Regions from separate parts of the Mus musculus genome. Here all the other regions are linked to region 4. The links are chromatin loops, found by intact Hi-C in ENCODE. Cell type or tissue: left cerebral cortex. All regions are shown on one strand.

Region 1 (8,000 bases), 1.1 Mb after region 4:
AAATGAGGTTACCGGATGCTTAATGACTCTTACACTAAACAGCAGAATGTACACACAAAGACTGGCAGGAACTGAACAATAAAACAACTGAGACAAAGTCAGCTCTATCTAAGGCCAGCCATAGTCTTAGAAGCCAGGTGTAAGGTCTTTACACTCCTAGGGCAAGGGCTTTCACACCCAAGTCATGGTTCTAATTAGGGAGTTCTGCTCTAGCTAACCATCTCATGAATAATGCAATACTCTAAAACCACAGCCTGATCTACTTCCTAAACCATTGTAAATTCCTGTATATGGGAGCAACTTGGCTTTTATTCTAAGTGATAGTGTAATACCAGAGGCAATTCTGAATGTCACTGAATAGCCAACATTCTTACTGAATTCCAAGCCCATGGTCAGCTCAAGGACTTTCTGGGATGTTGGAACACTGGCGAAGGCTTAGCTATTTCAGAATTCAATCTTAAAAGGCACTTATAAGATAATACTAAAAGAGAGCACGTGGGTCCATACACCAGACTAACGTGGGGATAGGGTATGAGTATATGGGTTATTGAGAACGCCAAAGCTCCAGGAGGTGAGTTTCCGTGAAACTCTTTGCCTCGTGAGCGCTTCCAGGCCTCTCAGCCTGCCAAGCCTGGAGTGTGAGTAGCACGGGAGGACACGTGATGTTTAGAAGGGCTATAAATAGGACTCAGTGGACAGTGACAGAGATGGGAGAGGCTTGTATAGCTAGTTTTGCAATGCTTCATTGGTCACACACCTTCATTTTGCTGAGAGAGGTACAGCACAGAACTACTGCTGGCAGCCCTGTTGGTCCTGGTCACTCCTGATGACTTGTGCCAATTGGGCTTTTTGCTGGGTTGTGCTACTGAACTTGACTGGTGGCATCCCCACAATTGGAGATTAAAATCTCCCCCAAGGAACTACTTTTGAACAACATACAACAGAGCCTCCATGCTTCTTCTGGACTGATCTGCAGTTGCTGACTCCTGATTTGTGTGAGCTGAACTGTTAATTTCCTGACAATGCAGATTGGATTTGCTCCAAAGAACTACTTCCAAACAGGTCCACTCCCCCGAATCATAATAACCTTTCTTTCCCAATACCTCTGGTGGGTAATGGGCTAGAAGGAAGATTAAAGCATTTACGAACCCTTATTAAAGTAGGTTTTGAAGAATCTAAGCCTACAGGTAACTATTAAGCTAATCATCATGAGATTATTCTCATCGTCTCAGGAAGAAATGCTGCCATTATTTATTGATGCCCTAGATGAACTTCTTCTCCCCCCACACCTTTTTTTCTCCTACATTTTCTCCTACATTTTCCTACTGCATCTGTTAACTTTTAAGAACCTCAGTAATATTTTTGTATTTAGTTTTTTTCATTTGGCTCTTAGCATTTTTCTGCTAATTTTTATTACCATAGTATTTCTACCTGCCATCCTGTCCACCTTTTATTTGAGGCTACATTTCCCATCTATTTCATGTGCCTCATTTTAAAGGGCACTTCAAAAAAGAATATTAAACTTCGAACTACGTAATTTCTGTATTTTCTTTTTGAAGCAAGCTCACCCATGGTCCCCTTTTCATGAGCCAGCTGCAGAGAAGGGTCATCTTTCCAGTTTCTTGATGGGCCCAGCTCATTTGGAGCTGAGACTTCTGTTTGTTTACGTGTGGCTCATATTGGCTTATGTCTCTTCTTTCCTTTTATGCAAGTCCCTAGCATCCAGCAGTCAAGGAACTGATTGCTTTGATTCCTTCACCTAGAGAGACCTTTGTTGCCTGTGTGTTTCTGCTTTCTGCTTTGTGCCTTTTTGGAGGATTCCCCAAGCCTAAGCCTTTGAGAAGTTCCTGGGTGTTTTGTTTTGTTTTGTTTTGCTTTGCTTCCCCCTCCCCTTCCTCTTAGCAGAATTCCTTTGCAGGGAGAGTTGTTAGGCAGAGTGATTAGTTTCCCCACTTTATGTCTTTTATTTGCAACCAACCCACTAGGCTCATCTTATTGTCATCAGAAGAGGCAGTACTATTTTTATTCTCTTCCCAGGAGGAGGGGGCAGGGGGGAGTGGTGGTGGGTGGGTGTTCCTACCTGCTTCTAGGCTAATATTGCATCCACTTATATACAAATACACTATTGGCCCCAAGAAAGCAGATTGGGTTTTAGTCACACAAGAACTCATGTGATTTAGACTTCTTTGCATCTATTGTTGTTCTGGCTTAAAGTAAAGAGGTGTTCTTATTGCTTTGTTTTCTGTCTTACATTTCACCAACTGCTCTTCAATGGATTAAGAGAAAAGAATGTTTTTATTCCTTTTGTCTTGTTGATACAGTGCTGTCTTGTGACCTTCTTTGTCTTAGTTGAGCCTCTTTCTGGCTTTTATAGTGTCTCTTAGGCACCATGTGATGAAAATTTCGAGACTCATTTATTAAAGCATTTCCTAATGTGGTGTCTACGTACAGTAGCTTCACTATGATTATTTAATTAGTGAGCACAATTATATCTTGTGAAACATTTTCTGTACTCTCATTTTCCCCTATAGTTATCATTATTTCATATTTACTGCACAGTGTGATGATCCTTCTGTCTTTCTCTCTCTGTGATGGGACTTATGTCACCTTTACAACCCTGACCTTCAGAATTAGTACTAAGCAGGTTTGTATAATATATGGGCTCAGACTGTTGCTAAAGCCTCAAGAAATTATTTTGTTTCTTTTTCCACTTCACTCTGTTAGTGACAGATAATGTAGTCATTGCCTGCATAGACATTTAAATCAGTTTGGAGTGGTGCATTAGTTACTCTTGGTTGCTGCAATGAAACACCAGAACCAAACACCATGACGAAAGTGTTTATTTTGGCTCAGAGTTCCAGAGACAGTTCCCTAATGGCAGGGGAGGCATGGCAACAGGTGGCCAGAGTAGGAACCCTAGAAATCACATCTTCAACCATACCCAGAAATAAGAGACAGTGAATTGGAAATGGGACAGGGCCATAGACCCTCAAAGCCCATCTGCACTGATGTGTTTCCTCCTCAAACATCTATAATCTCCTTAAACAGCATTAGTAACTGAGGAGTGGTTGAGGGCTCTAACAAGTGTACCTATATGGAACATTGCCTGTTCTAACCATCAAGGGTGGGACCACAACTTAAAGTCCTGGTTTTGTACTCTTAGGCAAATTTCTTTGCTTCTATGTTTCCAAATTTTCTTCAATATAAAGTCAACAGAAACAGTTACAGCATCTACCTCATATGGTTCTTAAGAGATTCAAAAAAATAAGCATTTTGAAGTACTCAAGACAGTGCCTGATGTGAAAAGTTCTCTAAAAGAGTTTGTTTAGTGTTTGTGACATTCAGGGAATTAGAATACTGCTGTTATCAAATGTTATTTCTTTGCTCACTAGAAAACTCGGCTATACAAATTCTATTCATTTTAAGAGACAAGATTAGATGAAGTCATCTGGGAGATTTTCAGTGTCTCCTCATTAGAATATCATAAATATTTTAATTAGAGCAAAAATTTGCTAGCTAAATATTTAATTTTTTAAAGCATGATTTACTGTATCAATCTTGTATCGAAGTACATTGAAGAATTACCTTCTAATTACTATATTTTGTTTGTGCTTTTCTGTGTATCTTGGTTGAAGAAAATACAAAAGTGTTGAGTCTAGTTTAACTTACTAATCCAACTTCTATACTTCTCTGAAATATCTTTAATAGAAAAATGCCCATGCCATTACATTTAATACTGGCTATGGAATTCTTACCCTCTAACTCTTGGTTCTAAGAACCAATGCTACAGATCGAGGATGATCTGTTTTTGTCTTACCCTATTTTGACATAAGAAGTGCATAAACTCCTTATGCCACCATTATCAGAAGACTGTTCTTAAATTCTGAAAAATATCCCTCTACTATCCCTAGACTTCCAGAAAGTGGAACTGTTACTATATACAGACGAGGGAATCAGTGAGTAGAAAAAAGGCTCTTCCAATGCAACTTTTTAACAATTGTGATAATATTGGGATCTTCTGTACCTGACTTACTAAGATGGTGTCTGTGTTATTAAGTGAATATCCATAACCACTCATTTTAGTAAATTAGGCCTTTCAGATTTATGAAGTAAAATTTTGGTCTTGTTTAATATTTTTAAATTTGAAATTTTCCTCATGAAAAAAATCATTAATGAAATTAGTAGACTCTTATTTATATGTTTAGAGTGAGCCTTTCTGAATTGAAATATTTAAAATGAGTATGTTAGGTATAGTATAGTAGGGTTTAGTTTTGTTTTGTAAGCCAATTTACAATTTTTAAAAGGGTTGGTTAAGTCTGTTTTTATTTGTCTGTAAAATTAGCACATACTATTTTATTATATTTACTGTTTTATATATGCTGCCATTGCCTTTCTGTTAATCTATGTTCAAGGTTAACTTATTTCCTATTGTGTTATAATATCAATTTATGTTGCAAACAAACATGTAATACAACTCATAGAATAGTGTGTCTTTTTATGTTTTCCATGTTTGTACTGTTCTTGTGATTACATTTTTGTTATTGTTCTTGTTATTATATTCTTGATCTGGCCTGTGTTATCTTAAATATGTTCCAACTTAGTCATCAGTTCTGAGGTAATAGTTTATATTTGGTCCCAGAGTTCAGTAAAGTCTCATTTCACATTATTTTGTGTTTTTTCAAATTTCTAGTTTAACTTTGAGTTATATATTTTTTTCAGACTCTTTAAATCCCTGCAAATGCTTGGTTAAGGATATTTCATTTGATTGCCTAAATTGTTTTGCAATAATTCTCCTCATCTGAAATGTTTTGCTCTTCACTTGGTATTTTTGATTACAGTAACTTATGTGAATGCAGAGTTTTTAGTTTCCTTTCATTTGAGTACCTAGTGCTTTCTAGGCTAGCTCTAAGTGGCAAAAAGGGAGGAATGAGCACAAACTACCTTTCTTAGCTTTCTGGCGCCCTCTTCTGTTTCTCTGCTGCTGCGCAGGTTTTGTATATTCTTTATCTGTGTGTGGTTTTGTTAATAACTTATTTGTTTGATTATTTATGTATGTGTTTATTCAAGGCAGAGTCTCATTGTACAACCTTCTGGCTGGCCTGCACTTTAACTCGTGGCCATCCTGCGTCAGCACCCACACTTAGTAGTGGATGCATTTCAGCATCCACAATCAAGGTAAACGAGTAGGAGGATAGGGGTCTGCGTATCTTGGTTTCAGTTTTCTTCATGTTTGTGGAAATTTTATTTCTGACATTTACATTTTCTCTCCCTGTTGCTTCCCCTAAACCTCCACAGTTCAAGTCCTCACGTTTTGCATAATAGGTACAGCTCCCATCTCCAAGGTCCGACCTTTATTTAGTTCATCATAGCCGGACCTCGTCTTCGGTGGGGCAGACTTATTCTCAGCACCTCTGCCAGCAGGGTAGCCCTCTTCTAGAGGAAGATGATTAAATCCCACTCTGTCACACTGATGTCGTTTTTACCGGCAGTCTGTATCTGGCTCCCGAGTCTGGGTATTTGCTTTCCTCGTTTCATGTGAACTGTTCCACAAGTCGGGCTAATCTACACAGGTTGTTGCCAGCTTTGTCCATCTTTAAATCCTCGTATGGCGTATTCAGATGTGTGAAGGCCCTTAAGGTGATCACATCACCCCGTAGAATATTAGTTTTACTTTCCGAGAACTTGTTATACAGGGCCTCCTCTCCTGAGCTGTGAGTCTTTGCCTTATAATTTCTGCATGTTAATCATAGAAATAATAAAGAGGAAGACAATATTTTTGTTTTGTATTTTTGATTTGTTTGTTTTGTTTTTTGAGACAGGTCTCCCTGTATAGTTCCAGCTGTCCTAGAACTCATCATGTAGACCAGGTTGGCCTGGAACTTAAGAGATCTGCCTGCCTCTGACTCCCAAGTGCTAGAATTAAAGGTGTGCCCCACTACATCTGGCCAAAATTTTGTTTTAAAACAAGCACAGTTTCCAGTCATAAAAACAAATCCTTTTTTTTTCCTTTGGAACAACCATCCATACAGATCCTTTGCATGGAACTTCCAGTTACTACGGGCAGAGCGAGAAGGAGATATAGCTCAGTGCTGCCCAGCCAAGGCAGTCTGAAGAGTTCAGAGACCTCAACCCGGGTGGAGCAGGGACTCTTGACTCTAATGGAGGAAGAAATTTCAGAATGCTTCAATATGAAGCAAAGTTGGAGTCTGTTCAGAAAAGATTTTTAACCCGTATTGAGGCACAGGAATCAGGAGGGGGAATTTGAGGAACAGTACAGTACCCCTAAAGACAAGTATAGACTTCTCAAGGGAATCATACATAAGTGTCTTAACAATAGACATATGTAGACTTTGGGCAATTTTTGTCTAAAGGGTTGTCAAAGAACTTCCCTCCCCTCCCACACTCCTTTCCTGTTGGGAGCCGCGCCCACATTCGCCGTTACAAGATGGCGCTGACAGCTGTGTTCTAAGTGGTAAACAAATAATCTGCGCATATGCCGAGGGTGGTTCTCTACTCCATGTGCTCTGCCTTCCCCGTGACGTCAACTCGGCCGATGGGCTGCAGCCAATCAGGGAGTGACACGTCCTAGGCGAAATATAACTCTCCTAAAAAAGGGACGGGGTTTCGTTTTCTCTCTCTCTTGCTTCTTGCACTCCTGCTCCTGAAGATGTAAGCAATAAAGCTTTGCCGCAGAAGATTCTGGTCTGTGGTGTTCTTCCTGGCCGGGCGTGAGAACGCGTCTAATAACACTTTCCCAGTTGGGATGAATGAGATCATATGGTGGGTGACTCCATAGGTCACAGAGTCTGAAACAATCTGTTCTATGCTAAAGAGTTAAGACATATCTTTAGACGAGAAATGAAGTTCATAACTTTATTTGTGTGATTCTCAGACGGTTGAAGGAGACAGAGGAGAAAGAATGAGGTTAGACTCGGAGCATATATATGTTTAGACCTCAAACATGCTTCATTGCTCTTTTAACATTTTATTGAAATATCTAGATTTGATTTTTATGATTTTACCATTAAATCAATTATTATTTGTACACACACACACGTCTGTGTGGGTGCATGATGTGTGTAAGTATGGGTCTGAACACACCACAGGGTGCATTGTGGAAGTCGGAAATTAACTTTGGGGAATTTGACTCTCCCCTTCCATGATGGGATCTCTAGATTCAGCTCATGTAATCAGAGTTGTGTCTCTCACCTCCCAGGTCTCTGGTGCATTCTGGGGGGTGGGGGTGGGGAAACATCCTATTTCCTGAGGTTGCCTGTATACATTCTTTCTGCTGGCTCTCAGGGCTTCAGTCCTTTTCCCTCACCCAATACCAGGTCAGGTTTCCATCTCTCCTCCATTCCCCATGCTCCAACCTGTTCACTTTCCCTCCCAGGTCCTTCCCTTCCTCCCCACTTGTGATTGCTTTCTTCTCTCTAACAAGTGGGACTGGGAGACAGAGGTGTCCTCACTTGGATTCTTCATCTTGCTGAGCTTTTTGAGTTCTGTGGACTGTATTTTGTGTATTCTGTACCATTATTATTATTAATCCACTTTAAAGAGAATTTTCCCCTGGCCAGAGATTGTCTTCACTTGGAATTTACATATGATGAATGGAATGATGTTGGCCCCCATAGGCTCACATGCTTGAGAATGTGCTCTCTAGTTGGTGGAAGTGTTGGGAAGGATCAGAAGGCGTGGTCTTGTTGGAGGAGGTGTGTCACCTTTGGTGGGCTTCAGGCTTCAAGAAATTTTCCTTTTCTGGTGTTTTTTTTTTTTCTTCCCTATTTTAGAATCAAGATGTGAGCTCTCTCTGTTCCCTTCAGCACACTTTTGCTCTGCTTTAATGGGCTCTGCCTGAAACTGTAACCCCAATTAAATGCTTTCTTTTGTAGGCTGCCTTGGCAACAGAAAAAGAAACTAAGGCTCTAGGGCTGCAGAATGCATGAAACAAGGAGTCCTGCTTCTTGCTGCTGCGGCATTGACCTTTGTAAGCAATGATG
Region 2 (8,000 bases), 1.1 Mb after region 4:
AATATTTTTTTCCATTTGCCCTTACCAAATGTGCTTCCCCATCTCTCTGTCCACTGCCTAAGAGCCTGAAAGGACAGTTATGTCTGAAGACAAAACCCCTGTTGACAAAACCCCTGTTGGTGTGACCCTGCTTCCCCAAAGGAAAGACAGTCCCTATCACCTACCTCATCAGTGTTCCTCCCACCCCAGCCCTGAAGCTGCAAAGAAGGATGAAAGAGAGGCATGGCGCCACTTGGTTGAGGAAAGAAACATTATCTTCTTTTAGTTTAAACACTTTAATAAGTATAAAGAAGTTTCCAACCCTGACGTTCATCAACTCTGACTTTTAGTATAATCTCAGATATTTCAGCAAGTCATTTTGTTTGTTTCTGACTCCATGGACACTGTATTGTCATATTAAAAATTGTATCCAGCAGCTTGAATATTTTCTACTTAGAAATACCTAATCTTCCACAGATCTGGAAAACATTAATCCTCCAGGAGCCAACAGAAGTGACCTAGACACAAAATTTCTTGGTTGGACCAAATACCATCTCTCTGTCTTAAACAACAACAAAAATTTAAGAAAGAAAAATGGAAGTTTTCTATAAACCAGCACTGTGAAACAACCGCAGAGAGACTTCCTTACCTGAGGTGTCAGCTCTACTTCTAATTCACCAGAAAGGAACTGTCGCTCAAATTCTGCATTTTCTCCCACATATGAGGAGATCATTCGTTTTATCTGCTTGGATCGAAGTAAAAGGCCCAGGCCGAAGTTGTCAACCCTAAAAGGAGAGGAAGGGAATTGATAACCATGAGACTGTCTGACAGAACACTGTTAATATCTTGGGTTTTGTTTGTTTGTTTGGTTTTTGGTTTTTTTAAGATGTGAAATTTAATACTTTGGAGGAAAAGAAATCTAAAAAATTCTATTCACATTTTCCTTCCACCCCTCACCACTGCAAGACCTCACAAGGCTGCTCGATGTCCTTATTTTACAGGTGGGGAGAGTACAGCTTAAAAAGCTGACAGAGATCCGAGCACCTGGGAGACAGAGGCAGGTGGAGCTCTGGGGTTGAGGCCAGCCTGGTCTTCAGATGAGTTCCAGGTCAGTCAGCGCTATGCAGTAAAATCCTATCTCAAATCCCCCTCCTCAAGATCTCAGAGAGTAAAGGGCAGAGCTATTGCTCTCCAGCCCACATCCATCCCATAGCTCCAGAACACGTTTATTCTTTCTCCTACTGCAAAGTGGACTTGAGAGAGAACGTAACAAAGATGCTTCGAAAACACCCCAAAGCGCTGTGCAGAGGCTTTCTGTGTCCAGCTGGAAGGTACGGGTCTCGAGTTAAGATAAAGATGCGCACACTCATTGAAATATGACCCACATTATACATAAGTCTAAGAACATTTGTCCTATATCACAGACATTTACCTAACAAGAGTTACATACTTGAATGTTCTCAATCCTCTCAAACAAAAAGACTGCAGGTAGCAAAATGAATCCTATGTCTCTTACAATACATATATTTCGGTTTAATACTCTAAAGAACTCAGATTATTCTTAGATATGAAGCAAGTACTATATCTCCAGATGAATATATTTCTTCTTTATTTCTATCATATTTTCAAAGAAAAAATGTACCTACATTTTTATTAGATATTCTCATTATTTACATTTCAAATTTTATCCCCTTTCCTCATTTCCCCTCCAAAAAGCCCCTATCCCATTCCTTCCCTACCCCCCCCCTCACTAACCCACCCCCTCCTGCTTCCCTGTCCTGGCATTCCCCTACACTTGGGCCCTTCACAACACCAAGGGCCTCTCTTATCAATGATGACCCCCAAAGCACCCTCTGCTACATCTGCAGCTGGAGCCATAGGTCCCTCCATGTGTACACTTTGGTTGGTTGTTTAGTCACTGGGAGCTCTGGGGAGTCTGGTTGGTTCACATTGTTGTTCCTCCTATGGGGCTGCAAACCCCTTCATCTCCTTGGGTCCTTTCTCTAACTCCTCTATTGGAGATCCTGTGCTCAGTCCAATGGATGGCTGTGTGCATTCACCTCTGTATTTGTCAGGCACTGGCAGAGTCTCTCAGGAGACAGCCATATCAGGCTCCTGTCAGCAAGCATTTGTTGGTATCCACAATAGTGTCTGGGTTTGGTAACTGTATATGGTGTACCTACATTTTAAAGCACAATTTCTGTTATAAGATAGACGAATTATTGAATGGAAGCTTCCCTCCTACTCAAAGGTTCTGGAACTTCACTAGGCAATGAGAGAGAGAAAACAAACTTTGCAGGTTGGTATGTCTGTCTGGGGCAGTCTCACTATGTAATCCACATCAGCTGGGGACATAGGACCCTCCTACCTCAACCTGCCAAGGGCTGGCTATAGAAAACTACTTTTAAGGATCAAATATTTTTGGCAGTGAAAATCATACTGATAACAACAAATAAATAGGATTATATAACAAAGATATGATTGTATAATCTAGACAACAAAGGAATGATTTATAAACAGAAAAAAAACATGTCAGTTGGCAAGGGCATGAAACACAAGGATTTTTCTCGTGTGCTAAGATGAATGTATACCGACCACTTTAGGGAGTGGCATTGGGACACTGTTAGCATTGAAAAAATAATACTCTGACACTAATAATAATAATAATAATAATAACAACAACAACAACAACCCTGAAAACAGTCATCCTTATGCTACTGAATCATCATTTCCTCTCATGTCTCTACCAAACCAGAATTCATACTTAATGCTCACTAGACAACATATATAATACATCCTTCAACACAGTGCCCATTACAGGCAAAATGAGAGCCTCCCACCTGCCCATCCACAGAATAGATAAGTTATAGTTTATCCAGACAACTCAGTCAGATACAGCAACGAGACTGCACAGTGGACCTGCACTAGCCACCACGGACAGACTTAGACAGAACACTGAGTAAAAAAAGCTATTCACAAACGTGTGCATGTTGAATCACTTCCTTTACGAGGGCTTCAGACTTTGACAGGATTAACGTGTGTGGTCCAAAGTGTCCATAATGTAGATGGGGCAGGGGGACAACTTCCCAGTGACTGAAGTGACTGCAGGCATTAGGAAGTGAGTTTTCCGGAGACTGATCCTGTCCTGTGTTCTTTGTACAGGTGTTGGCTACATGGCCACTCAGCTTGTAAAGTCCCTTTGGTACATCTATGTAGGGTCAGTTTTCTATATCACTCTATATTAGGTATCTACAGTTTTTTTTAAAGGATAAAACTGCCATGAGAGTCCCAAGGTGGGAACCCTCTGAAGAGAAGTGGGGAGGGGACAATGGGTGGAGGGATTTCTAAGGACAGGACTAGGAGAAGAAGAGGAAGGGGGGCTCCGACTGGGATGTAATATGAATAAAAAAATAAATTATGTGAAAAACTGCAATGAGATTGACTGTGAAATCTTCTTAGAAACAGCGGCCTGTATTTCCTCCTCTTGAGGGCCACATTCACGTTCTGCTGGGCTGTGTGGTCTGCACAACTCACTCATCCAGCAAGCCCAGACTGAGTGCTTATTCCACCCTAGAGAAGGGATGTCAGCCTGTGTGGCTACAGCCCAGAGAAGGCTTATGCCTGTCCCTGTGTAGACCTGAGAGTTCCGAGGAAATAAACAGGAAGCCTGTAATTGCAGCAGAGGGGAGGGATGTGTTAAGTGATGTCTTTAGAATACATGATGGGAACACAGAAGATCAAGGACCACAGATGGAGAAGGGGGTGGAGAAAGTCTAGCAAGGGGAAAAGGTTGTACAGAGGTGAAAATACACAGAATCCAAAGAAAACACTGTTTGAGAACAAGGTCAGAGATGGAGATCCTGAGGCAGGAGGCATCTTGCTCAGGGCTCAGAAGGAACAGCATGTGGACTAGAGGCAGGAGTGGGAGGAAGGCCTGATTGTGATCTGCCTGGAGGGACTTCATCCTGAAGGACAGAAGATGGCAGGCGATTAGATGGCAATTCAGCTGACAGGAGACAGGCTATACCATGGATTCTGAAAACCCCATCAAAGGCAGGGAGATCAGCGAAAGGTCAAAGACGGTGAGCGTCTGAACTAAGGTGGAGGCGGCAGCAATGGAGAAGAGGGGGGTCGCTCAATCAAGAGACACTGGGGAGACGGTTCATCCAGCTGAGCTGCCTGGCACAGACACACGGGACCTAACAGAAGAGTGAACTGGGGTTATTAATCCAATGGCCCCTAGCAACATCCCACATGTTTAACATGCAAAGGTGTTAAGTATGGCAGCCTGTGGGACAAACTACTAGCATTTCTTTCAACGACCACTTGCCTATGTTCTGTTAACAGGCTCACCAGTGCCCATTCCGATTCACAGGGCTCCTTCATGATCTGTAGGCTTGCTCTTCCCCTCCCCACAGCATCCTGCACACCACATCCCTCGAGGCCTACAGTTAACGAGAAACTGTTAATCATTCAGAAATCTGTGCTTCCTACCCACCAGAGGCATAAAAATACCTATACAATTTACATTCTCTTTCTTTCTCTCTCTCTCTTTCTTTTCTCTCTCTCTGTCTCTCTCTCGCTCTCTCTCGCTCTCTCTCACTCTCACTCTTGCTCTCTCTCGCTCACTCTCTCTCACTCTCTCTCTATAAAAGAAAATTAAAGGCTAAGCAGCATTTCCTTTCCCTTCCTGGTGCAGTTTCCGTTAACAGGTTCCAATGAAGTCCGTGAAGGAGATCACACACAAGATCGACTTCACCTCACCCAGGGCAAAGAGGGGAAGTGGCAGGGCTGTGGCTTCTCATCTACCCAATCTTCCCCTAAGTACAGAAGACAGTAAGCAAACCCCCACCCCATAGTTTCCTACTTTGAAAACTTCTTTAAAGGGGGAAACAGCCTTATGGGTTAATAACATACTTGTCCACTAGAGGGCTCCAGGTGCCGGAGATACTGTCTTCTTAGTGAGTAAAGTTTTCTGTTCTTTCTCTCTTCTGGTTTTCTTTCTCCTTCCTCTTCCTCCTTCTCTTTCTTCCACGCCCTTCCTCAAGCACCCTTCCTCTAACCTGCTCCTGAGACTCAGGCCCTGCTTGACGTTAGCAATTCCCCCTCCTAACTTAGCTTCTTTCAGCAGCCTGGTGCGCAGCAGAGCTCAGCAGCTCCCTCCTAGAGATGGGCAGAAAGAAACCTAGAGGAGTGATCTTTAACTCTCCACCCACCAAGTCTATCTCCACAACCTGTTTAGGCATCAAACCGTTTCTTGCTCCCCGTTCTACCTGGTACCATCTTTTAGGGCAACCTCATCTGCTTCATCTGCTTCTTCTGCTTCTGCCCCTACAATCTACTTTGAATATGGCAGCCAAATAACACTTTATAAAACATAGAAGTAGAAAGGGCCACCACTCTGCAAAGGTAGCCTTCATTCGGAATAAAGCAAAGTGCTCTAGAGCAGCAGGCAAAGCCTGCCAATTGCACGCCTTCTCTGTCTCTGACATCATTCCTGCTGGGCTAGTCTTCTGTCACTTCTCTGCCTCTCTGTTGTCCCTTCAGCTCCCCAGGTCCTGCCAGACATGCTTCCCCAAGGGCCTTTTCCTGTCTCTGAAACTATTCTCTGCACGGCTGGCTCCTCTCTCACATCCTTCAAGTGTGGGCTCAGAGGCGACCTTAGCATCATCCTGATTACACCACTGATTGCTGACAGCAGCCTCCCTACTTGGTTCCCAATCCTCTTGCTTACTTGCTTCCTTTTTTTACCCCATGTTACACAGCTTTCCAATGTATCAGAAAATTTGCCCATTTTTATGTTGACTACCTATTATCTGTCTTTCCCAAATAGAACAGAAGGTCTGTGACAGGTCATACCCTGCTGGTGCTGGGGGGGAGGGAGGGGAGGGATGGAGGAAGAGGAGGAGGAGGAAAGGGGTGGTCGTGGTGGTAGTGGTAGTGTGTTTTGGTTTTGTTTTCTGTTTTCTCTTTCACTTCTGCATCCCAAGCACCTGTCAGCTATATGACAAATAAAGGTGACTGCAGAAATACTTGGTGAGCACTTGTCAAAAGAATGTATTGCTGCATTTCACATGCCCCTTCCAGCCAGAGCTTCTGGAACAGAAATGAACTATCCTGTGACTAAGCAGCCTGACAAAGGGCAGGGGGAAGCATGCGTTTAGCTTAGAATTCCAGGCGGGCAATGGTCCCCCATCGCAGGAAAGACAAGGCAGGACATTAAACTATCCCGATCACAGTCAAGAGCAGAAAGGGAATCCCTCAGGGATCCTTGCTCGCTCTCAGCTAGCTTTCAGCCCTACAGGATCCCCTGCCTGTGCCCTCATCCAGTCCAAACAGTCCTTCAGTGAATGATGGGTGACATCAAAGCTGACCAGCTCAGTCACTCTGTATTCCCTACATGTCCCTCTGGGTCCAGTGCTAGCTTCCAGTCAGTTCAGTAGCCAGGGTGGCCAACATCCACCATGAACCAAGAAGCTCTCTGGCCACTGCCTGCTGCTTGGGGTGAGCCTAGGGAAGGCACTATCAGAGAGATTAGGGGCCAGAGAACAGTGATGGCAGGATCAGTAATACTCACGCTCTCTTCCCCACCTTCTATGTATAAAACCACTAAATGCTGGCTCTCGTAAGGCCTCCAGGCACACACCAGTGACAACAGTACCCTTCTGTTATTGTCTACAGGGTTATTTAAGGGTCATGCTGCTTTCGTGCCACTATAATCTGTCCTTTTAAAGGAGTACCTTTGGTAAACTCCTCAGCTACCAGGGATAATATACTGAGCTATGACTAATAAAATCACAATCAGAAAAAAGCCCATTTGGTTTCTGTAATTTTAAATGTCTGAAGCTCCCTCTAAGCCTACAGAGTCCATTTTAAAAACCCAAACACAGTAGGTCATTCATTACTTGGAAGTTTTCTGACCACTCTTTCACACCTCTCTGTTTCTGTATATTTTTGCAACACATTACACATTTTGGCTCTATTTAAAGATTACCTTCTGTATTTGCTGATCTTGGCTCTGGGGCTGACTATGTATTTGGCCTTTGCTTTGTTTTAGACTAGTCTCCTGGCATAGCAACAAGGCAATGCCTAAGATTCTCAACAACTGGAACAGATAAAGAACAGTGCTTAGGCCTTGAAAAGTCTATTAGTCGCTTACAAACAGAGTGTGTCTTTCTGCAGTGTCTCTAATGCATGACCTCAGAGAACACATTTGTCTGATGTAATAGTATCATCATGGATGATAAAAATAAAATAATAAGTAAGCTATATCCCTAACACCTAATGGCTCATGATACAAAGACCAAAGATGTGAACCCCAGGGCAAATGGGGACATGCCATTTCTAATAGAGAAAGAAGCATGAAAGAGCCTCTGTGCTCTTTGGTACTAAGGGTGATTCTTTCTTTCTTTCTTTCTTTCTTTCTTTCTTTCTTTCTTTCTTTCTTTCTTTCTTTCTTCCTTCCTTCCTTCCTTCCTTTCTTTCTTTCTCTGCTCCTCGATACTGAGGGTGATGCTAGTGGGCTCTGTGCTCTCAATACTGAGGGTGATGCTGATGGAGTTTCCAACAGATTGTACTGCTTACTTCCAGAAGCCAACATTTCTCTAGAATACCTAAAGAAAGAAAGCTCTGAATTTTGTAGGATTGGACATTTTAGTGGTTAAAAGAACTCTAAAGCCAAAAATCTGTGGAGATCTGTTAATGTGACACTGCACAAAAGACATCCATCTTCTGAAAATATTTAATTTCTGAATCTGAAATTTAACCTCTTGAAGCCATGTGTGTGGTACCACGAAACCCAAAACTCCAGAGGCAGAAGCAGACATATCTCTCTGAGTTCAAGGGCAACCTGGTCTACAGAGCCAGTTCTAGGACAGCCAGGTCTTGGTCTACAGAGCCAGTTCTAGGACAGCCAGGTCTATACAAAGAACCCCTGTCTCAAGGAGAGAAAAAAAACCCAAAATACTCTCTTAAATATCTACTTTCTAAAATTTCACTTACTGGAAATAATTATTTTAAAA
Region 3 (8,000 bases), 1.0 Mb after region 4:
AAAAGTTTGCTTTCTTTCCTATAAGAAAAGCATTGCTGAAAGGAGCAGTATTATAGTAGGAAACAAAATTTAAACTCTACCCATGATAATGCCAGCTTCTCCAGTGCCTGCAGGCTAGAAGAGGGTATTGGATGTCCTGAAACAGGAGTTACAGAGCATTGTGGGTCATCATGGGGATCCTGAGAATCAAACTCTGGTCATCTCAAAGAACAGCCAGTGCTCTTAACCCCAGCACCTGAAGAGGGAATCTTAGGAAAGTCTGTTAATCATCATTAATGATGATGGAGGGCCTATCTTGGACAAACAGTCCTGAGTTGTATAATAAAGCAAGCTGAGCAACCCATGTGGAGCCAGCTAGTAAGCATCATTCCTCCATGCCCTCTCCTTCAGTTCCTGCCTCCGGGTTCCTGTCTTGAGTTCCTGTCCTGACTTGCCTGGATGATGGACTACAAAATATAAGATAAAATAGACACCCTTTCCTCCCCAAGTTGCTCAAGTTGGTCATGGTGTTTTATCAGATCACCAGAAACCCTAACTAAGACAGTCTTTCTTTAGCAATCTACAGATGTGTACCACAGTCTTGTCATTAAAATGATTCAATAAGTAAGGAACAAGATACATAGGTGTGTAAGCCATATGATCTATTTTTCAAATGCAAACAATACAGAACCACTGCAAAATAAAACTGGATGGAAAATGTCACATCCCACATCACTGAAAACAAATTATGCTTCACTTTCTCTTTCAGGAGAAAGCGCTCCTGAAGTGTCTCCATGAAGTAACATCTTAGTCAACTATAGGCAAAGCCAAATATCACACAAAAGATGTCACACAGCATGACCATCGGATGAAAAGGCTAGAATACAGTCACATTTTCATACCCCAAAGTGGGTCCTACAAAGTCCTCCCAAAGGAAGACGATGCCAAATTTCAAGTAACATTTGGTTCCAAAGTGATCCTCAAAGCCAAGCTGAGAATCAGTTTGAAGTCTCCTTCACATATGTATAACCCAAGAGGCAGGAGGTTTGTATAAGCACCTATCTCTATTCTGGATCTGATAAGTGCTGGCTCTAAAACTGACCAAGCCTGTTTCAAATGCTAAGATGCCCAAAGGTGTCATTCAATGCCCAGATTCAACTCCTCTGAGGAAGCACATTGCAGTAGTTATTTGTTCAACCATCCTGTTAATGAATTCCCAGTACCTACCTCAGACCACCGATCAATTTCAAGTGGTGTGATTTCCTGCTTTACCAGAATACCATATACTGTTCAGTCGTGTACCTGTGACTGTACACATGACTGCCTATGAGACTACGGCAGTCCCACAACATCATATGACTAAGTGATAGTGTACCTACCTTAGTTGGCATAAGTCATTCTATGATATTTGTACAGCATAACATCATTTCTCATTGTATTCTCAGATGATTTCTTGCCATTCAGTGGTACATGACTGCCTATTAACTCATCTTAGGATTTTTCATCTTATTTTGTTCAGACACCATATTACTTTTATAAGCCAAACAGATCTCCAAAGACAGAGCAGCATTCTAGTCAGCACATAGTATGATCAGAAAGCTGTCGACTATTATAGATCTAAATTATATATTAAAGAGAATCTCTCCATATGTGAAATAAAACAAAAACTTGCCCTTCCTAGCCCTCCTGAAAACTAATGCAAGAGAACCCCTCCCCCATTGCGAAGCCTCGTTTCTTACCTCCACCACGGTAGTTCCTGCAGCTTTGCACATTGGCAGATTGAAGTTTCTTGCACTTTTCCTGTACCAGACAAGGAGGACAGAAGAGGGAGAAGGATCAGAGACCTGAAAACGCAGACTTTTCCTCTCCCAAGAATCGGCATCGACGGGTGCATGACTTGCACCTGTCTTCAAATGTAAAAGATCTCATGGCCATTTCATTCAGTCTGTATGATTTTTATAGTAGGTGGAAGGAAAAACTAAATTTTTCATGCTCAGTCAATAGCTTTTACACAGAAAAATGAAGTGGGTATTCATAAATGTCTGAAATAACTCCTCCAGTCTTTTAACCAAGATTGGACTTTGCTCCCATAGTGAAACAGTTCTCATAGTGCACTGAGAAACTGCACACACACACAGGGATGTGCACTACGGGGATGTAGCTTGGTAGTAAAGCACTTCCTTGGTGTGCACCGGGCCCTCGGCTCTAACCAGCAGTAAGGGAGAGAGAAAGGGAGAAGGGGCTTCACAGAAGCCCTTGTCTTTTCTCCAAGCGAGGAGCCTCTGTTAGCTGACACTATAGGAACCACTCACTGGTGCTCAGTGAGCCGTCTAGCGAGTCCTGGGAGAGCAAGTGTGGGGGTCTGGATGAGCCCACTCACAGTGACTCTGAATGGGATTTGCATCCTAAGACTCTCGAGCCCTTGAGCACTGTGCTGAGAGCTTTCCCTTCACACCGAAGCTCAGTGGCCGTCAGCACCTACACATGGGCAGCTTAGAGCCACCCAAGTTAAGTCTTCAGAAAACACAGCTGGGCATGAGAACACAGGGTGAAATTCTACAAATGTCTTAAGTAGTTAACTGTCACTTGGGGTATAACTTCACTCATTTTTTTATAAAGCATCAGAACTCTACAAGCATCACAATAAAGGTCAAAGAAAGCAGGCAAGATGTCAGATGCCTGCCTAGAATTTCCAGTAGTCATTGTATACCACACGCCTAGAATACAAGGAATCAGAGCATCAATATCTCATTGAGTCCTTCAGAAATAATAAATAAAGGAGTAAATAAATAACAATGAAAGTGCCACTGACAGTCTGACTGTGCTTGATGCCAAACTGCATGTTAAAATTTTTAAAATTTAAAAAACCACAACCCTTCTTTTTTTTTTTTTTTTGTTTTTGTTTTTTTGAGACAGGGTTTCTCTGTGCAACCCTGGCTGTCCTGGAACTCACTCCTTAGACCAGGCTGGCCTTGAATTCAGAAATTCGCCTGCCTCTGCCTCCCAAGTGCTGGGATTAAAGGCGTGCGCCACCACACCCAGTCCGCAATCCTTCATTTAAAGCAGCAAATAACAAAACTGAGAGAGACCATATAGCTCACCTGTTATATACAGAGCCCAAGTGGCCCTGTATAGTTCAAAACACAACTAATCTACAAGTCTAAGACATTAAATACTCATAATTACTTAGAATTCAGTATGCAAAGGTTAATCAAACGACAGGAAAATCATGTAGGCCCGTGGCTATCCAGAGAAGGAAAACAAGCATTTGTAAAGATCATTAGCTTTTCAGACAGAACCTTTAGAAGGTTCTCCTAGGTGACATCAACTGTACAAGAAAAAAAAATTCACCTAAACTATTATTTATTAACGATCTTCCCCAAAACATCAGCGTAATCTTGACACTTTATGATCCTATTTAGAAATAACATGAAAATAAAAGATAAGTGCTGGCTGCTGTCATGTTTGCAAAGAAAATACTCTTGGCAACTAAAACACAGATGGGAGAAAATGGTTGTATGTAGCTGTGTACAAGAGTACATCAACCCATTTCTTCTTAAACGGGGTCTCATGTAGTCCAGGCTGGCCTCAAACCCATTATACAGTGAGGATGACTTGGAACTTCTGATCTGCCTAATTCCACCACCACCCCCTACCGCTGGGAATGTAATACCATACCCAGTGTGGGCAATCAAACCCAAGGCTTGGGGTGTGCTAGGCAAGCACTCTACCAATACAGCTACATCCCAGCCCTAGATCCAGTTATGTAGCAAGCCAGTAAGTTTAGCACATCAGCAGGACCACCAGCAGGCACTCGAGGTTCTTCTGGACACGTGCACATACACAAGACTGTAAGCCATTTTAAAACGGTCAGGCAGCATCTCACAAGGAGCAGAGTGGACTGCCTACAGTGGTAGGTTTTGCTGTGTTCTATCCTGTTTTGTTTAACTAGTACAGTACCTGAAAATCACATTGCCTGCCCGGTCTGCTTTCCATGCTTTCACCAGAGCAAAATCTCCCGTGATGGCTTCCTCCAAAATGAAGTGCTGACCGTTAAACTCCCTCACCTGCAAGAGACAAATGAACGCTGTCAGGTATTTGTGCAGGATGCAGATGCCTGGGCTCCTAAGAGGCACACGCGAGGAGCGGACGCCTAGCGACAGTGGCTTTTTCAGGGAGAGGGATCTCAAGAGACTTCTTCGGTAGCAGAAGGCTTCCTCAGAATAGTCCAGCGAGGCTTCAGGAAGAGAATGTGCTCACGGGTTCCACAGTAAGGGCAAGTCTGGTACATTTGAGAAACTCAAACCTCCACAAGTGGTACAGGGTGTTAATATTCATTTGACTGTGTGCCTTGGTTACCTTTGAGACAATGGAAAATAGTCCCTCTTTTCTTCTACCCCCCTCCAAATTAAAACGTGTATGTTACAAGAAATGGCTTACCTCTTGTTTCTCTTTAACCGTGATCTATAATTTGTGTTGAGAGAATCAATGATAACAGAAAAGTAACCTAACTAAAAAGCAACACTGCATGCCTCCCTACTGTGTACACAATGCAGGCCTCCGTGTAGGAGCATCTTCATTTACTTCCTTGGATAGATTCTCTTCACATAAAATCCTATATGAGCTTTGCATTTGCTCATAGGAAATTCTTGATTTCCATGCTACTATAAATGCTGGTTTTAACAAATTGCACATTATTAATATAACACAATGCTATTGACTTGTTTTTTTTGTTTTGTTTTGTTTTTAACATTTACTGCCTTTTGGGAGAGACTATAAAAACCAAACTCTTCTTTCCCATTATGTCCTTCCTGTCTTTTCCCTTGGAGATTTGCCTCTGGGAATTAAAGAGAGAACTGAAACAGCACCAGGGAGGGCTGGATCTGTCTTGCATAAATGCAGCCCCGTGAAGGCAGAACTCCAGTCACATTCCTCCTGTGCCCTCTAGTGGAAAACAGACGGGATGTGTTTTTTAGAAGCGTCCAACACAGCGTTGGGGTCTGCTTAGCTTTGTTTGGGGTGGGGGTAGGTGATGATATATGAACGTGGGGTCTCATATACTCCATCACTGAGGTTCCAGCCTTCCTTCTAGAGCTTCAAACAGACTATTTCGTAAAGGAAAGTTTCTCCAAAGATATCTCAGTTTCTAGCTAGAAAACATGAGCTATGAAAACCACCAGTGAAGACTTCACTCCTATGCAGTTACATGACACTAACTGCACATCGACACACACAATTATTTTAAAGGTTTATGTCCTTCATAAATCATCACTGTGAACATCAACGATGGGGCGAGTGATTATCATCCAAGCCCTTGGGATACAGAGGCAAGAGGACTGCTGGGAGATTCAGAGAAGCCTGGGCCTACAGAGTTTCAATACCTCCATAACAAAGCTTTCACACAAGGAAGCAAACAAACAAACAAACAAACAAACCACCAGGGATGAAGGTTGAGACATAGAAAACACAAGTCTTTTCTAAACACGTTACCTAGCGTTGCCTGTTCTACCTTTCAAAGACGGAAGCTACTAGCTTCATCAAGCTTACTGCCTTGCTCACTTAAAGCAGTGCATTTGGCCTCGGGCTCATCTTTAGGTTCTTCTTGAGTCCACTCCAGTTAGATTTTGCCAGTGACCTCTGTGTCTGCACACCCCTGCTCAGTTCTAGTCATCCTTCTTCCTTTAACCCAACTGCTCCCTCTTTTTATTTCTCAAATCACCAAGCTCCCTGCTTTCCTTTGAACCTCCCTTCCCATCTTCTACTGCAGCCTTTCTTCTTCTGTGTGGCCATTAACTGGTAAGGAGGGACTCTCCATTCACACAGGTGTCCAGGACACTGTCTAGCCCCAAGGGTCTGAATGCCTACATGCATGCCCTGCCTCCTGTTCTATAAACTTTCTGACCAGAGTCACTTCCTCTTGAGTCTCCGGAACTTAAGTAAACCTCTTCCCAAACAGACTGAGATCTTCTTACCCCATGCATTGCCATCTCAATAAGCAGCAATCATTTTCTGTCCTCTGTGTCACATGTGGCTCTACCATCAACATCCGACCTAATTCTGATCACTTAGCATAAACTCTATCTCACCACCTTATCCCAGCTCCTGTTCATTCCCCACCAGGATCAATGCACAGCCTCCCAACTTGGGCCACCATAAAACTCACCGCTCAATAGTGAGAGTTATCTTCACAAGATGTAACTCAGAACACATCACATTCATATGTATTTCACTAGCTTCTGACCATAGCGAACGAACTCTAAGCTATGTGAGCAGACGATAGGCAGAATAGAGATCGAGGGAGGCAGGGATGGAGAGAAAAGAGACAAAGGAGACAAACGGATACACACAGAAAGTGGTCAGAGAGGTACTAAATTCATGCACCAGGCTCTAGACACATATGAAAAGTTAGAAAAGATTCTATCCTTCCAGTCTCTTGGGGTATGTTAAGGTTACATTTTCTAACAAGCTATCAGAATATCAACCCAATTTTAGAGGGCACTTTTATCATATGCTCCTAAGCTCCATTTTCATTAGATTCCCGGGGTTGATTTGTTTTTAACCTAATTTGGCAATGAAAAAGTGAGACTAAATACTAATACACACATGTGTGCGCGCACATACACACACACACACACACACATTTGAATTAAAGCTGGAATCAATATGGGTCAGTCCCAGAAAAGGAGCAAAACTCCAGATGGAAGACACAGCTAGGGACAAATGTCAGACAGTAAAGGACATGATCATTGACCTCCCAGCTCCCCAGAATAGCAACAAAACCAGCAGCACTACATTCCCATCACTGGTGGACATCCCTTCATTGACCAGTTCATCTCCCTAGAGGTGGAGCCCAGCATTGTCACGTCAGCCTCTAGAGACTACCTTCCTTGAGCCACCAAGGCAAAGAGAATAGACATTTGTCAATTCAGAATAATGAATTGTTCTGTTTTTTAAAGCTGCTTTAAATCTAACTATGCCATATGCCCTATCTAGAGGTCTACTGTTGCCTAAGATGACTAACGGACCCCATCCTACCCCTCAGGCCAGTCAATGACACACTGAGCTTGTGGCTAGGATACAAACGATGAAAGGGATCCTTTGAATTTCCTATTCCATTACAACTGCGGCCTGGCTTTCAAGCTTTCAGACAGACTTTCAGATTTCTTCTGTTACTTTGTTTTCTTTCAGTCATGTTAGGAAATCTGATCACAAGAGCTTAACGCAATATACAGTAAACAACTTCTGGTTTTTTTTTTTCTTTCCTTCTTTATTATTTTATTTATTTACATTCTAAATGTTGTCCTCCTTCCCTCTTTCCCGTCCATAAACCCTCTACCCCATACTCTGTACCCCCACCTCTATGAGGGTGCTCCCCCACCCACTCCCATCTCACCAACCTAGCATTCCCCTATGCTGGGGCATTGAGCCTCCACAGGACCAAGGTCCTCCCCTCCCATTGATGCCAAATAAGGCCATCCTCTGCTACATATAGAGCTGGATCCATGAGGTTTTTTCTTTTAATAGAAACATAATAATCAATAAGTAAATGTTCTCACTTTTGTTAAAATCTTTTGGAAAATCAGCTAACTAACCCGAATTCATTTATTATATATACACTATAGCTTTCTTCAGAAATCCAGTTAACTAACCTTAATTATAGTATGATGTACAAATAATTCTCTTATTCTAATGTATTCTAGTTTCTCTCTGTGGTTTGTTTTAAGTATGAGCAGACACCCAGGTTAACTAAGTCTCACCCTTTTGAAAAGGAATGACTGTTTATCTCACGAAGGTAGCTATCAAACGCATCTACACAGAATCTCTTGGGGAGATTCATTTCGTAGTGTCACGCGGGTGGGGAGTTTTCTTACCTCTCGTGGCTTGCTGGCAATGGCAACACTGCCATCTTTGTTATATTTGATGGGTGATCCTCCTTCCTGTACCAGAGTCCCATACCCTGTGCTGGTGTAGAAGGCAGGGACTCCAGCTCCACCGGCACGGATCCTCTCGGCAAGTGTGCC
Region 4 (8,000 bases):
GTATATATGTGTGTGTGTGTATATATATATAGTGTGTTTTGAGGCAGGGTTTCTCTGTGTAGCCCTGGCTGTCCTGGTACTCACTCTGTAGACCAGGCTGGCCTTGAACTCAGAAATCTGCTTGCCTCTGCCTCCTGAGTGCTGGGATTAAAGGCGTGTGCCACCACCGCCTGGCTGGAACTGGATTTATGGATGGTTATGAAGCACCACCTTGAGAGTGCTGGCAAATGAACCCAGGTCTTCTGTAAGAGCAAAAAGTGTTCTTACTGCTAAGCCATTTCTCCAGCTCCTACATTTCTAGAGGTGGGATTGCTAGAGGGAAGGGTTATACATTTACAATTTTGATCTATTTTTTACCTGCATTTTGAAGATTACTCTCCACAAATCAGTCGATTTGCATTTATAACATCACAGTTTAGGGCCCAGAGCAGGGATACCTAGCCCAATTCAATGTTCAAACGAAACATCCTGGAGGAGGTCCCGGGTTCACTTCATCTCGTTTTGTTTTATTGAGAGAGGGTCTAACTATGTGGTCCTGGGTGGCCTAGAACACACTGTGTAGACTAGCCAGCCACTAAACTGCAACGATTATTATTTTCCTGCCTCTGCCTTCTGAATGCTGGCATCAGAGGTGTGGGCCACCCTTTGTGGCATGTTCCCCACTGCCCAGTATTAGTGAAATTTAGTCTAGCCATCAAAAAGAGCAGAGAGTAAGGTTCCGGGTACAGATCAGTAGCAGAACCACATGAGACCTTGGATTCCAACCTCAGCAAGTGTACACACACACACACACACACACACACACAGAGAGAGAGAGAGAGAGAGAGAGAGAGAGAGAGAGAGAGAGAGAGAGACAGACAGACACAGAGAGAGACAGAGACAGAGAGACAGAGACAGAGACAGAGACAGAGAGACAGAGAGACAGAGAAAACACAGATAAAAGATCAGCAACAGGAAACCACAGAACCACAGACCGAGAGTGCTCCGGGCTGACTTCCTGTGTTTGTACTCTCTGTTGTCCTCTTTGCCCTCTCCAACAACAGGTATTTTTGACGCGTTTTATCTTTGCTAAGTAGGATTTCTGCCTTTCTTTGTTAACATAGATTTCTTTACCTGCCAGAATGACTTGATCCATTTCCTGGTTTGTAGGAAGCAATGGCTACAGAGGGTGCTTCCTCAGAACTCATAGAAAAAAAACGTACGAAGTTGCTCAGTGTCCTCCAACAAGATCCGGACTCTATCTTGGACACGTTAACCTCTCGGAGCCTGATTTCTGAGAAGGAGTATGAGACTCTGGAGGAAATCACAGATCCCCTGAAGAAAAGTCGGAAGCTGTTAATTTTGATACAGAAAAAAGGAGAGGACAGCTGTCGGCGTTTCCTCCGGTGTTTGTCTAATGCCTTTCCAGAGTCAGCGTCCACAGTGGGCTTCAAGCACGGTAAGTGGAGCTTTTAAAGTTTGAAGCAAAGGGGGAGGAAGCAGGTTTTCTAGAAGAGAAAGAGAATTGTTTCTGGTTGTTTGGATCTGACTTCCTGAGACGAGTTTTACTGAAATGTGAAACAGAATGTGTGTCGTTTCCAAGGCAGGGAGCAGTGGATCTCTCTGATCCAGGAGCTTGGCAATGGCTGATCACACTGTTCCAGCGTTTTCAGCTACCGTCTGGTGCCTGTTGCTTTGGCGGGGATTTGAAAAGAGCCCATTGTTGATAATGGCACCATCTAGGGTTTTCCTGTTTGTGTGAGTAAATTTGGAGATGTTTACATCCCCAGAGACCTTTGGATAGCCACGCTGAAGGTACAGGGAAAACCATTTTAAATGAACCAGTTGGAAGATCAGTAGCTCCTTGTCTGTGATAGGAACAGTAGTTTCTAGAAGTGTAGCTTCTCCATTTGATAAGTGATAAAGGTCTTGAAATTGATGCTTTATAAAATATGGTTATTTTTCTTTCTTAAAAAATCTGTTTATTCTAAAAATTTGTCCAGTCCCAAACTTTATCCAGCTAAACAGTTAGAATGACCATGAACCATGGATCTTCTCTCAGGGTTTTAGTCTTCGACTTTTTGACTTTTAGTTACATTTTTATTTACTTATCCCCATAAAAAGAGGAGGAAGGAATGATGATGGAGTTCAAACTGGGAGTGGAGGAAAAGTAGGTTTTTCTTCTATAATAAATATTGACTATACTTTTTTCTATCCTAATCCCTCTCAGAAAAAAATTGTATGAATTTTTTTAAAAATAAAAAATAGCTTTATATCTTCTTTCATGACGTATGCCCTTTTACCTGCATTCTGTCCTTTGTAACATAATAATATCTTTTGCTTGGTCTCCTTTTCAAATGTCATATGTAGAACCTACATTTCTATATATGCATACTAAATATGTATGACAAGAAAGTAGGAGAGCGAGCCGGGCAGTGGTGGTGCACGCCTTTAACCCCAGCACTCAGAAGGCAGAGACAGGTGGATTTCTGAGTTCCAGGCCAGTCTGATCTACAGAGTGAGTTCCAGGACAGCCAGGACTACACAGAGAAACCCTGTCTCGAAAAAAAAACCAAAAAAAAAAAAAAAAAAAAAAAAAAGAAAAAAAGAAAAAAAAAGAAAAGAAAAGAAAGAAAGTAGGAGAGAGCATCTCTTTTGGGAATAGACGGACTAGCTGGTGGAGAGTGGGAAGAGTGTGTTTGTAAGAGAGAGAGAGACAGACAGGCAGACAGAGACAGAAAGAATGCCACAATGAATACAATTCATTGTGGTTCAATTGATTAGTAAGAACTAGTAAAAATTTATAACATCTTAAAAAACATGACATGTTGGGCTGGAAAGATGGCTCAGTGGATAAGAGACTGACTGTTCTTCTAGAGGTCCTGAGTTGAATTCCCAGCAATCACATGGTGGCTCACAACCATCTGTAATGGGATCTGATGCTCTATTCTGGTGTGTCTGAGGACGGTAACAGTGTACTCACATAAAATACATAAATAAATCTTTAAAAAATGACATGTTACAAAAGATAACTCATGACATGGGGCAGGGACCTATTCTACTGTATTGTTTGGCAATTCAGGAAATGATCACTAGAGGGAGTTGTAGCTCTTTTTTTTTTTTTTTAAAGTAATCTAAAAGATGGCTCAAGATGATTTTAAGGGATGATAGAAAGGTAGGGGCTTAGGTTAAAACAGTGTGTGCTCAAGATCCTTAGTGTCGGACAGGTCTTGTTCTAGTTTCCTTTCTAGTCTCTGTATTCCGACAAACACAAAGTGTTTGTGGGTTTATTTTTAGTTTATAATTATAGGTTACATTCATCACTGTTGGAGCAGTCAGTGGCAGAGGCTTGAGACCGCTCCTTACATCATTTCTACAGTCAAGAGCAGAGACAAAATGCATACATACTTGCTTGCTTGTGCTTAGCGTGGCTTCTGTACCTCAGACAGCTCAGATCCCCTGCCTAGGGATTATGACCACCCACAGTGGCTAGCGTGGGTCTTCCCACAACAGTTAACTTATAGCAATGCCATGCCCAATGGCCAACTCAATGCAGAAAACTCCTCACCTGAGACTCTCTTCTCTAAGTTGTGCTGACAGTTAAAAGTAACCTTTTACAACAAACCTCGTAATCCTCGAAAAAAATGGATTTTACTATATCTAGAATTCAGTAATTGTCTTACTCTTTAAGAATTACTGGGATCAGATTTGCTTAGCAATGGCCCAAAGAAATCTGACTGCGGGCCTCGTCAAGTGTATAATTAAATACTGTTCATAACAAATATACTTCTTTTTGCTTATTTACCACGTGAAGTGATTTGTTACTACTGATCAAATGCAGTAGGCATTCGATCTATCATCCAGTGAAACAAAGAAGAGAGATTGAGTGTGTTCCTGTAGCCTTAGCTAGTGAGGAGGACTGAGGTATGAATATATTTGAGCTCAAGAGTTTGGGCCAGCCCAGTCAACACAGACAACAGTTTTTGTCTGAAAGAAAGGAAGAAAAGGCAATAAAAGTAAAGGGTGATGCTTTGAAGATCAGAGACGTCAGGTAATTTAAAATTGTTACATTGAAAAAGCAGAAGCAATAATGAAATGCTTTCTTTTCAGAAGTTCCACGGCAGGAAGCTGAAGAGACTGTGGGGGTGAACAGGAATTCTGAAGATCCCCTTTCTCTTGGGACAATAATCCCGGAGATAGCAGAGCTCTCAGAAGAGAAAGAATGTCTAGATCTGAGAGCTTTGAAGTTCTTCACCTACAAGGAAAGTGGCCACAGGGAACTTGCAGTATCCTCCCGGGAGAACCAGGAAGGGCATGGGACACCGCAGGTCACGGCTCCCCATTCAGTCAAAAGAGTTGAGTATGAAGTCCCAGCAAGTATCACCTTCTTAAGCAATGGACAGAGATACGAGGAGCCAGATGATTCGCTGTACTTAGAGGAAGGGGAACATCAAGAGTACCTTGGGTTCCCTGAAGATGTCGAGACTGTCTTGGAGGAAGAGGCCGGCAAGGACCCACAGTGCTTTGTATATGATAATGAAGAGGAATGGGAGAATGAAGAGACCATGGGGTTCTCCAGTGAAGCCAGTAGCTGTTCAGAGATCAATTTCTCATTGGAGGAGGAGGAGGAGAAAAGCGCTGAAGGTATAGAGACAGTGTGTATCAACTTATCTATGGACTAAGAAGGTGCCATGACACATGATAGGGCAAATCAACTAATCAGAAACCTGGCATTTCTCTGATGGTGGCTTTCTCCAGGGGAGGGTATTGAACGAAGGAGTTCTCAGGTCTAGGCCAATGGGAGACAGTACCGTTAAAAGACTCAGTGTCTGAGGGAAGCATATTTGAGGACCTCCTCTGACTACCACAATCTGTGGATATTCCAATCCCTTATTTAAAATGGCATAGTGAACCAGGCCTGGTGGCTCATGCCTGAGATCCTAGCACTCAGAGGCTGGGGCAAGGGGACCACTGGAAATTTGAGCCTAATCTGAGACACAGACTGAGTTCCAGGCCAGCCAGGGCTAAGACTGAAAGCCTGTCTCAAAAAAATTGAAAGAAAGAGAGAGAAAGAGACTTGATACTTATATGTAACCTCTATACATTTTTAAAAATATATTTATTATGTTTTAGGTTTAACTGCTCTATAGTAATTACATGTATTTATGGAGCATAAGTGTAATATTTCAACAAATGTGAACAGTGTGTAATAGTCAGGTGAGGGTAATCGCCATGTCTCTTGCCCCCGAAATGATTTGTTGGGGACCATTCAGAAGCCTTTTGCTGGGTGAGGGGTACACGCAGGTGATGCCAGCACTCCGGAGGCCCAGAAAGGAAGACTGGGAGTTTGATGTCAGCCTGGGCTAATGAAGTCCCGTCTCAAAGCAAACACAAAATAAAATAGCTCTCTATGCTAGCTGATCTAGAAAAATTAATTATTCTCAACCAAAGATGTCTCACTGTGATACAAAATATTAGAAGTTATTCTTCCTTTTTATATGCATACCCAGCTTTTAAATTACATCATTCATTCATTTATTTGTGTGTGTGTAGGTGGGGGATCTGGAAGTTAGAGGACAATTCTCAGGAGTTGTTTTTCTCCTTTCTTCATGTGTGTCCCAGGGATCCAGCTCAGGTCATCAGGCTGGGCAGAAAATGCCTGTACGTACAAGGCTGTCTCCCTGGCCTAGAAGTTATTCATTTATTTATGTATGTATTTTTAAATAAGATAGAGGTTTTGTTTTTGTTTTTAATTTATTTATTTAATATATGTGAGTACACTGTAGCTACCTTCAGCCACACCAGAAGAGGGCATCGTATCCTATTACAGATAGTTGTGAGCTATCATGTGGTTGCTGGGAATTGAACTCAGGACCTTGGGAAGAGGAGTCAGTGCTCTTAACCGCTGAGCCATCTCTCCAGCCCCTAGAAGTTATTCTTAACTATTGCACTCCAGTACCCGTTAACCATCTTCTCTCCATCCTCCCTTCCTTCCTTCAATCTCCTAGAATACCCACACTAAAAAAAAAAAAAAAAAAAAAAAAAAAAAAAGAATACAGGCTCTATGTAAATAGTTATTTTTCAGGGAGATAGAACTATTTCCTTGAAAAAAGTCAGTCAGTGTGTTCAGAATAAACATATTTTCCCAAACGTTTTTTTTTTTTTTTTTTTAAAGATTTATTTATTTATTAAATGTAAGTACACTGTAGCTGTCCTCAGACACTCCAGAAGAGGGAGTCAGATCTCATTACGGATGGTTGTGAGCCACCATGTGGTTGCTGGGATTTGAACTCCGGACCTTCGGAAGAGCAGTCGGGTGCTCCTACCCACTGAGCCATCTCACCAGCCCTCCCAAACGTTTTTGATCTGCAGTTTCTTGAACAGCAGATCCCTAATCTTGCATATGGAAGCTGTCCATATGAGCAGAAGTAAACACGGATTATTGGCTTAGTGATTTCTATAGTCGCTTCCCATTGTGCAGTAGGGGTTACCTTACTCATTTATTTCTGTTATTTTTTTAAAGATGTATTTATTTATTTTATGTATATGAGTTCTAATGCTATGTATATGAGTACACCATTGCTCTCTTCAGACACACCAGAAGAAAGCATCAGACCCTATTGTAGATGGTTGTGAGCCACCATGTGGTTGCTGGGAATTGAACTCAGGATCTCTGGAAGAGCAGTCAATGCTCTTAACTGCTGAGCCATCTCTTCAGCCCATTTTTTTTTCCTGTTTTTAATTAATCTGTTCATTGACAATTTCATTTATGTGTATATAATTATGTATTCTGGCCACATTCCTCACCTTCTATTATTACATATCCACAAGCCCCTCCTATACCCAACAAGCCTCCTGGCCACTATCAGGTCCTCTGGTTTTGTGACCCATTGAGTTGTCCAGGGTCACCTTTAGGGCACTAGTGTGCATTAAACATTGGAACATGGGCACCTCACTGGTGCTATACCGAAGACTTGCCTCCTAGCTGCCACCGACTGCCAGTAGCTTCCCACAACCACCACTGACAGCGCCAACAGGCACATTTCTGTGCAGATGGCTCTGAGTTCATGAGCACAATGACATGAGTTCAATAGCAGACAGTGTTCTCAAGGCCCTTGTCTCCATCTGTCCCTTCTTCTACAATGTTCTCTGTGTATTGGAAAGCATCGAAGGGATGTTCTTTTAAGTGCTAAGCACTTACTAGTCACATATGGATGAGTCCCAGCCATGGACACCTTCCTCTGCAGTGGGCTTGAGACCCAGAGCAGAGTCCCCTGACATCCAGGGTGGCCTTGAAGCCAGCATGGCCTGAGGATGACTTTCAGCTTCTGATCTTCCAGCCTTCACCTCTGAAGTTCTAGGATTGCAGGCACAATCCACTGTTCATGGTTTTATTTCGTGCTAGTGATGATATTGTGTGCGTGCCAGACAAGCATCCTACCTCCCAATCTACATATCTAGTCAGTAGCCACTTTGACATTACCTTCTGTTTCAGCTTAAGGCACCTTGGTAATTTTAGAGGCTTTGTAACCAGAAAGAAATTGGGTTTTGCAATTTTTAGGTTTTTTTTGTTTGTTTGTTTTTTCTTTTTTCGAGACAGGCTTTCTTTGTATATCCCTGGCTTTCTTGGAACTCACTTTGTAGACCAGGCTGGCCTCGAACTCAGAAATCCGCCTGCCTCTGCCTCCCAAGTGCTGGGTTTAAAGGTGTGCACCACCACGCCCAGCTGCAATTTTTAGTTTTAACCATGGAAGTGGAGATCATTAGTAGAGGAACTTACAGTGTACAGTTAGGGTTCGGGATGTCTGTATCTGGTCCATTCAGCACCATTCTGACAAAGAGACACCTATGTGTGCAACCTTTTATTTTTTGAGTACTTTAAGTATAGATTTGTTAAAAATGAAAGTAGAGTAGGCAACATGACTTGGAGTGAACCAACTCTTGAATGTTGTTCTTTGACTATCACATGCATGCCACGGCATGCACATCCACACGCACACCACACTAAACATAAAAATATT

Evidence for each region. A loop is a pair of places that touch in the nucleus more often than their neighbours do. Peaks named below come from ENCODE experiments on the same cell type or tissue, not always from the same donor. Only the 100,000 strongest peaks of a DNase experiment are listed, where the experiment ranks them.
Region 1: a loop joins it to region 4, with 4 times the contacts of the local background. A loop is called at or near these places in 4 of 42 quality-filtered maps.
Region 2: it touches region 4 in a loop (3-fold over the local background); 17 of 42 quality-filtered maps call a loop at or near these places.
Region 3: a loop joins it to region 4, with 6 times the contacts of the local background. A loop is called at or near these places in 13 of 42 quality-filtered maps.

Annotation. Positions count from the first base shown.
Region 1 is chr15:3,955,142-3,963,141 of GRCm38, reverse strand. No RefSeq gene overlaps it. Among named protein-coding and RNA genes, the nearest start is that of Fbxo4, 20 kb to the left of the region's middle. In left cerebral cortex, a CTCF peak has its summit at 4,956 (motif pointing left); DNase peaks (open chromatin) are centred at 4,965 and 7,948; H3K27ac peaks cover 37 bases.
Region 2 is chr15:4,040,229-4,048,228 of GRCm38, reverse strand. Oxct1 (3-oxoacid CoA transferase 1) reads right to left here. Exons shown (of 17, transcript NM_024188.6): 4 at 629-764. Among named protein-coding and RNA genes, the nearest start is that of BC037032, 17 kb to the right of the region's middle. In left cerebral cortex, a CTCF peak has its summit at 4,892 (motif pointing right); DNase peaks (open chromatin) are centred at 4,946, 5,138 and 5,480; H3K27ac peaks cover 205 bases.
Region 3 is chr15:4,053,715-4,061,714 of GRCm38, reverse strand. Oxct1 (3-oxoacid CoA transferase 1) reads right to left here. Exons shown (of 17, transcript NM_024188.6): 5 at 7,851-8,000; 6 at 3,940-4,046; 7 at 1,719-1,779. Among named protein-coding and RNA genes, the nearest start is that of BC037032, 30 kb to the right of the region's middle. In left cerebral cortex, a CTCF peak has its summit at 4,923 (motif pointing left); a DNase peak (open chromatin) is centred at 4,894.
Region 4 is chr15:5,101,526-5,109,525 of GRCm38, reverse strand. Card6 (caspase recruitment domain family, member 6) reads left to right here and starts at 993. Exons shown (of 4, transcript NM_001163138.1): 1 at 993-1,043; 2 at 1,150-1,438; 3 at 4,090-4,623. The coding sequence starts at 1,156. In left cerebral cortex, a CTCF peak has its summit at 3,058 (motif pointing right); DNase peaks (open chromatin) are centred at 1,597 and 3,024; H3K4me3 peaks cover 973 bases; H3K27ac peaks cover 690 bases.